Regions from separate parts of the Homo sapiens genome. Here region 1 is linked to region 2. A link is a contact called in ENCODE Hi-C or POLR2A ChIA-PET data. All regions are on one chromosome and are shown on one strand. Each heading gives the region's core, a stretch centred on a gene start or an enhancer-like site at or near the end of the contact. The rest is flanking DNA. Distances are from core to core; before and after follow the strand shown.

Region 1 (3,189 bases), core at 472-2,971, 95 kb after region 2:
GGCTCCTGTTTGATTTGTTAACGTGTGTCCTCAGCACCAGCATACAGTAGGTGCCAAACAAGGGAGTGACAGAATTGCAGGTGACCCAGGCAGCCTGGGAATGCACCCTGGGCCCAGGACTGTCTAGAGCTAGCTCTGGTGTGAGCTGCTGCTTCCAGGTGGGAGCCAGAGGAGGAACACTAGGGAGTCCACAGTGTGTCTTCCCAGACCAGTTCTTGCCCACACCCACATGCCGATGTCACCCACAGGGGCTGGGACCAGTGTACTGGGTCACTGGGCAGCCACAGCCCAGCCTCATAGGGAAGAAACCTGGTCAGACAGCCGCAGAGTTGGTGGTCTATTCATTTTCTGTGGCTGCTGTGACAAAATACCCCCAACTTAATTATTTAGAACACGCGTTTATTTTTTTTAATTTATTTTTGAAACAGAGTCTCACTCTGTCGCCCGAGCTGGAGTGGAGTGGTATGATCTCGGCTTACTGCAACCTCCGCTTCCCGGGTTCAAGCGATTCTCCTGCCTTAGGCTCCCAAGTAGCTGGGATTACAGGCGCCCGCCACCATGCCTGGCTAATTTTTGTATTTTTAGTAGAGACGGGGTTTCACCATGTTGGCCAGGCTGATCTCAAACTCCCGGCCTCGTGATTTGCCTGCCTTGCCCTCCCAAAGTGCTGGGATTACAGGCCTGAGCCACCGCAGCCGGCCTTATTTCATTTATTTATTTATTTTTTTGAGACAGAGTCTCGCTCTGTAGCCCAGGCTAGAGTGCAGTGGCGCAACCTCGGTTCACTGCAACCTCTGCCTCCTAGGTTCAAATCATTCTCCTGCCTCAGTCTCCCAAGTAGCTGATATTACAGGCGCCCGCCACCACACCCGGCTTTTTGTATTTGTAATAGAGACGGGGTTTCACCATGTTGGCCAGGCTGGTCTTGAACTCTTGGTCTCAAGTAATCTACCCACCTCAGCCTCCCAAAGTGCTGGGATTACAGGCATGGGCCACCATGCCTGGCTAAACACACACTTCTTATCTTGCAGTTCTGCAGTCCAGAAGTCAACGATCAGTTTCACTGGGCTAAAGTTGAGTTGCCCATAGGGCTAGTTCTTTCTAGAGGCTCTAAGAGAGAATTCATTTCATTAGTTTTTCCAGCTTCTAGGGCTGCATTCCTTGGCTCCTGGCTCCTTCAAAGCCAGCAGTGCAGCATCTTCAGATCTCTCTGACCCTCCTACCTCCCTCTTTCACTTATAAGGACACTACAAGTACATAGCGCCCACCCGAATAATCCAAGATAGTCTCCCCATCTCATGATCATTAATTTAATCACACCTGCAAAGTCCATTTTGTGGTGTCAGGTAAAAGATTCACAAGTTCCAGGGATTCAGACCGGGATATCTTTGGAGGCCATTATTCTGCCTACCATAGGGTCTCAGAGATCCTCCTCATTGCTTCCCTCTCCCACCCAACCTAGGGGAGTGGGGGTGTGCAATGGTATTTCTGACCCAGACAGGCCAAGCAGGGGAGTCAGAAAGGGGCCCTTGCCTGGTGTTGCACAGAAGAGGGAGAGGATGTTCTGTGCCTGAGGGTAGACCAGGAAGGCTGCCTGGAGGAGGGAGCTGTATCCTAAAGGATGCTCAGGAGCTGGCATTGAGGCCAGTGGCATAGCCTGCACAAATACAGGAGGACCTGGGGAGGCCAGGGGTGGGGCTGGGGGTATTGGGTGGGGCTGGCCGCATTCTCCGTCTTAACCAGCTCGCTCCTAGGTGCTTTTGTGGCTTCTGCACTCTACCAGCTTGGAGCCAGGGGCCTCATTCTCTCTTGCAGTAAAATGAGGCTGATGACTGAGCCTAGGAGTTGCTGGGCATCTGGTCTGCTGATTACCACCTTGGTGCCCAATGTCTGCCTGCCTATCCACTGCTTTCAAACAAAGAGGCTGCCTGACACCACCCAGGGGGACGCCTCCCACCCTTGCCCAGCCTCAGCCAATCTCCTCTTTCTCTTCTTCAGAGCTGGAGTTGTGCCCTCCTATCCTCTCTCTGCCCACCCCATCACTGCTGTACACCCTGCCCCTTGGCACTTCGGCCCCGGACTTGCTCCTCCTGGCAGGCCTGGGTGCTTGTGAAGCCGGGTGCCAGAGGGCCCAGCACGGCACGGCCTTTGATTCTGTTTTCTGTAAATCGACGACAATAAATTCTCTTTTTCCTTCATCCACAAGTGTTTACTGAGCGCCTTCTGTGTACCAGGCCGCACCAGGGTGCGGAGCAAAGACCAACCTCAGGGAGCAGATGAGGTCCAGGCGGCTGAACCAACCGAACCATGGTTCTGGTAGCACTGCCTCCCCCGCCACCCTCAGGGGGCCCTGCTCCCCAAGCCCTTCCCAAATCCTGCCGTCCAGCTCTCCTCCCCACCTTGCAGGAGGGACGCCAGGGCCCGGTTTTCGGGTTCCGCCATTCTTTCCTCAATGAGGGTCGGAGAGGTCCCTGCCCACGCCAGACCCGTCCCCGGCCGTCGCGGCACCCTCTTGTGATCAGGCGGAGGGACCAAGGGCCAAGAGCGGGGCTTCGCCGGACGCTGGGAGCGTCACTGTCCAGACTGACAGATGGGGAAACTGAGGCTGACCAGCTGGGCAGGGCGTGCATACGAATCTGGGTCCTGGAAGCGTTCTGCAAGATCCCTTCTCACCTCAACCGCACGTGCTGGCATCCTTGGGTTTCCCTCCTTCCCCAGATCACAGCCGCACTTCTCTCCTCCGCCCTCATAGTCACGGCCCTGCCTTCTCCCTCCTCTTGCCCCGGGCGGGCCCCGCCCAGAATGCGGAGAGGCCTTCGAGGAAGCGCGGACCAATCGGAGGCCCTATGTAGGGCTGAAGAGGCGGGACTCTGGTCGCCATAACAACTCATCACGCCTGTGCTGCGCGCGCGCGTCGCCTTAGTGCCGCAGCCCTATTACGTGAGGTAGGGAAGGCGCGCCAGACTCGACGGCCAATCAGGGACCCGAGGGCGATGTTGCCATGACGACCACGTTGCGCTGGAGATTGCGACGGGGGCTGAAACCGCGGGGAACTCGGGGAGCGAGTGGTGAGAACAGTGAGCACCAGCACTCCGATGGCGCTGGCGAGAGGAAAGGCTGCGGCGCGCAGAGCGAGGCTGCGGGACCCCAGGATGGGGGACAGGAGGCTGCGGGGCCTCAGGTGAGCAG
Region 2 (2,731 bases), core at 232-2,731:
ATTATGAGAGCCCCCTACATACAAGTTTTAGCCAATAGCCAAGTCCCCCATTTCCAGTGTTATCTTCATGTCCTCCAAGGTATTCAAGTTGTTTCTGCAATGGGTAACTGGGAAGAAATCAGCATCCAGTCTGAAAAGCAGTCTCCCATAGGTCTTTTGTAAGGAGATCCAACATGGACATCTTCCAGAATGCACTGTACAACATGGTAGCCACTAGTCATGTATAGCTATTTAGATGTAAATTTTTTTAATTAAAAAAATTTTTCATTTATAGCAACAGGGACTCACTGTGTTGCCCAGGTTGGTCTCGAATTCCTGGGCTTTAGTGGTTCTCCCACTGTGGCCTCCCAAAGTGCTGGGATTACAGGCGTGAGCCACCATGCCCGGCCCAGAGCTGATAGAATTTTTAAAGTCCCCCTGTGATGATCTGACTGTGGTAGGAGTAGGGAGGTGTAACCCGAGTCAGTATGCACATTGGGAGCCTCCTCCACTAGGTCATACAGGCCTTCTGCGTGTAGATGGAATTATCATGTCCCACACTGTACCCCGGCACCTCCCTCGATTAAGGTGATTTGCATCATGCAGGGCCTGCCTGTTATCAGAGAGTCTCCTGGACATACAGAAATAGGAATGTACAGGGACTGCATACACCTGTTGCTCAATTTCTAGCTAAATGGCTGGAGGTGGGGGATAAAGAAATGGCATTCATACGGTGTAATACTAGCCATGTTTCAGAAAGTTTTCAAAAAATGTTTAGTGGAGAAATGTGCAGGGTCAGTGGAAGAAAACCTGTAAAATTATATTATGATTGTTTTATACTCTATACGGACAAGCCTAAATTGGAGGGCATTTTGGAAAACTCGCTTGGATACATGAAAACTGCCAAGATCATTATAAAGAAACAACAGGATCCATTCTAGATTGAAAGCAACTTGAAATGAGACAGTAGAGTGTAATGCGTGTTTAGTTTGTGCTTGAATAAAAGACGAAAACTACGTAAGACATTGGGACAACTGGAGAAATTAGCATATGGGCTGGGGATTGGGTACAGGCTTCAATGTCGTTACTTGGGTGAGTTGAAGAATGTACGTGTTCTTAGGGGACATCTGCTTAAGGATATACAAGGTTCAGGGGGGAAAAATATCTCCAAACGATATACTTTTATATCTATGTGTGTACATGTGTGCGCGTAGAGAAAGAAAAAAGTACATACGCTGTATATTTCAAAGAACATATAAAACCATGGATGTCAATATACTTCCCTTCCGGTGCGCTGCCTGCGCAGAACCGAGAGGTTCTGACGATCCGCAGCTCCCACGCTCCCCTTCCGGCCCCGCAGCGCTGTGAACTCCATTTCCCAGAAGGCCTTGTATCCCGTGCATGGCCGTTTCCAGGCAGGAAGGCGAAGGGCCTTCTGGGAGGTGAGGTCCTGGGCGGCCGCTGGCCACCAGGCGGAAGTGCGTACCGGAAGTGCCGGCGGCAGTGTGTAAGACGCTCACGGGCGCGCGGACTATCGGGCGGCTAGGCTCTCTGAGGAGGCTGCCACAGTGGTGAGTGGTGTGTGGAGGAGAGGCGAGGGTGATTGTGAGGGATGGAGAGGCGCCCGTGGCCTAAGTGTGCTGATGGTGGGAGTGAATGAGTGGACGGGTGGGACCTGTGAGGGGAACGCGACCCCGGGTCGGCGCGGGCAGAGAGGCGCGCGGTGCGTGAGGGCGCGACCTGCCATGTCCTGCCGGGTGTCACCGCTTATGCGCCCGTGGGAGGGGAGCATTCTGTGTTGGAGGCAGAAGGAATGAGGGTCGTGACCAACTCATTATACCACTGGAGGCTCTATGAGCAAACCGCAAACTGTTCTCATGAAAGCAGGATGTTGGTAAACTGACAAACTGCGTCTGCCGCCAGAAGGAATGCTGGGGGCAGTCATGTCCCAGGTCCCCTGCTCCTTGAGGTTATCTACAGGAACATCTGGAACCTGCTGAACAAAGAAAGCAGTCATGTGGGCCTGTGTTAAATCAAATAGCTGACCGTCAGTTACCCTTTCCTCCCTATTCAGTCTACCTAACAAATATGAAGGGCTGTAAAAGCTCAGGGCCCTGTTCCCTAGAATCTAGGAGCCCCCTGACCCCTTCTTTCAAACAGATCCTTTTGTCTTTGTCTTCATTTCTGCCTTCGTTCTCCTTCGTTTGGTCCAGAAGCAACCGTGACAAGTGGTGCCCGACCAGGGACCTGAACGAGGAAGGTCTGCCAGAGCAGAGAAAGTGAAACTGATCAGACGAACTACGAACCCCTGGACGGGAGAGTCTGCCGGCGGAGAATATAAGGTCAGTTCCCTGAGAAGGTATCGGGAGCGGGAGGTTTCTGAATCAGGGTAACATGGGGCAGAATCTGTCTGTTGAGGAGCAACATTATGTGCAGCTGCTTAAAGTTTTACTTAAACAATCTGGTGCTCGGGTTAGTTCTCAAACATTAAGCTTCTGCAGGAGGTTATTACACATAACCCATGGTTTCTGCAGACAGGTACTCTTGCTGTGGAAAATTGAGACTGAGTAGGAGAAAGATTGAAACGAGCTCATCAGAAAGTTCTTAAAGTGGATCCTTCTATTTTCTCTGCTTGGGGTTTGGTCTGTACTGTCCTCCTGCCATTGTCCTCTTCTTATTCTGCCAGACAGCAGGTGCTATGTTCTGAATCTCAAAAATTGAAAGAATCTTTTGTCTCACCAGCAGCGCCCAT

What was found. A loop is a pair of places that touch in the nucleus more often than their neighbours do. ChIA-PET counts read pairs that join two places held with the same protein, here RNA polymerase II (POLR2A). Pooled maps may share reads with other maps.
Region 1: a loop to region 2 is called in a map of B cell, with 20 times the contacts of the local background. The contact joins the promoter of LINC02560 here to the promoter of ERVK3-1 in region 2. A Hi-C loop is called at or near these places in 6 of 168 maps with a recorded cell type or tissue (B cell, CD4-positive, alpha-beta memory T cell, CD8-positive, alpha-beta T cell and 1 more), 8 of 37 single-sample maps with no recorded cell type and 17 of 50 pooled maps. POLR2A ChIA-PET finds 5 or more read pairs at or near these places in 8 of 52 experiments (CD4-positive, alpha-beta T cell, CD4-positive, alpha-beta memory T cell, HEK293 and 5 more).

Annotation. Positions count from the first base shown.
Region 1 is chr19:58,398,482-58,401,670 of GRCh38, forward strand. It overlaps LINC02560 (long intergenic non-protein coding RNA 2560), which reads left to right and starts at 1,722. Exons shown (of 1, transcript NR_149054.1): 1 at 1,722-2,198. It also overlaps a transcript of ZNF584 not described here. RefSeq lists enhancers at 2,729-3,178, 3,189.
Region 2 is chr19:58,303,896-58,306,626 of GRCh38, forward strand. ERVK3-1 (endogenous retrovirus group K3 member 1) reads left to right here and starts at 1,482. Exons shown (of 4, transcript NM_001396080.1): 1 at 1,482-1,550; 2 at 2,193-2,321. ZNF8-ERVK3-1 (ZNF8-ERVK3-1 readthrough (NMD candidate)) reads left to right here. Exons shown (of 7, transcript NR_144447.1): 5 at 2,193-2,321. RefSeq lists enhancers at 1,204-1,473, 1,688-2,188.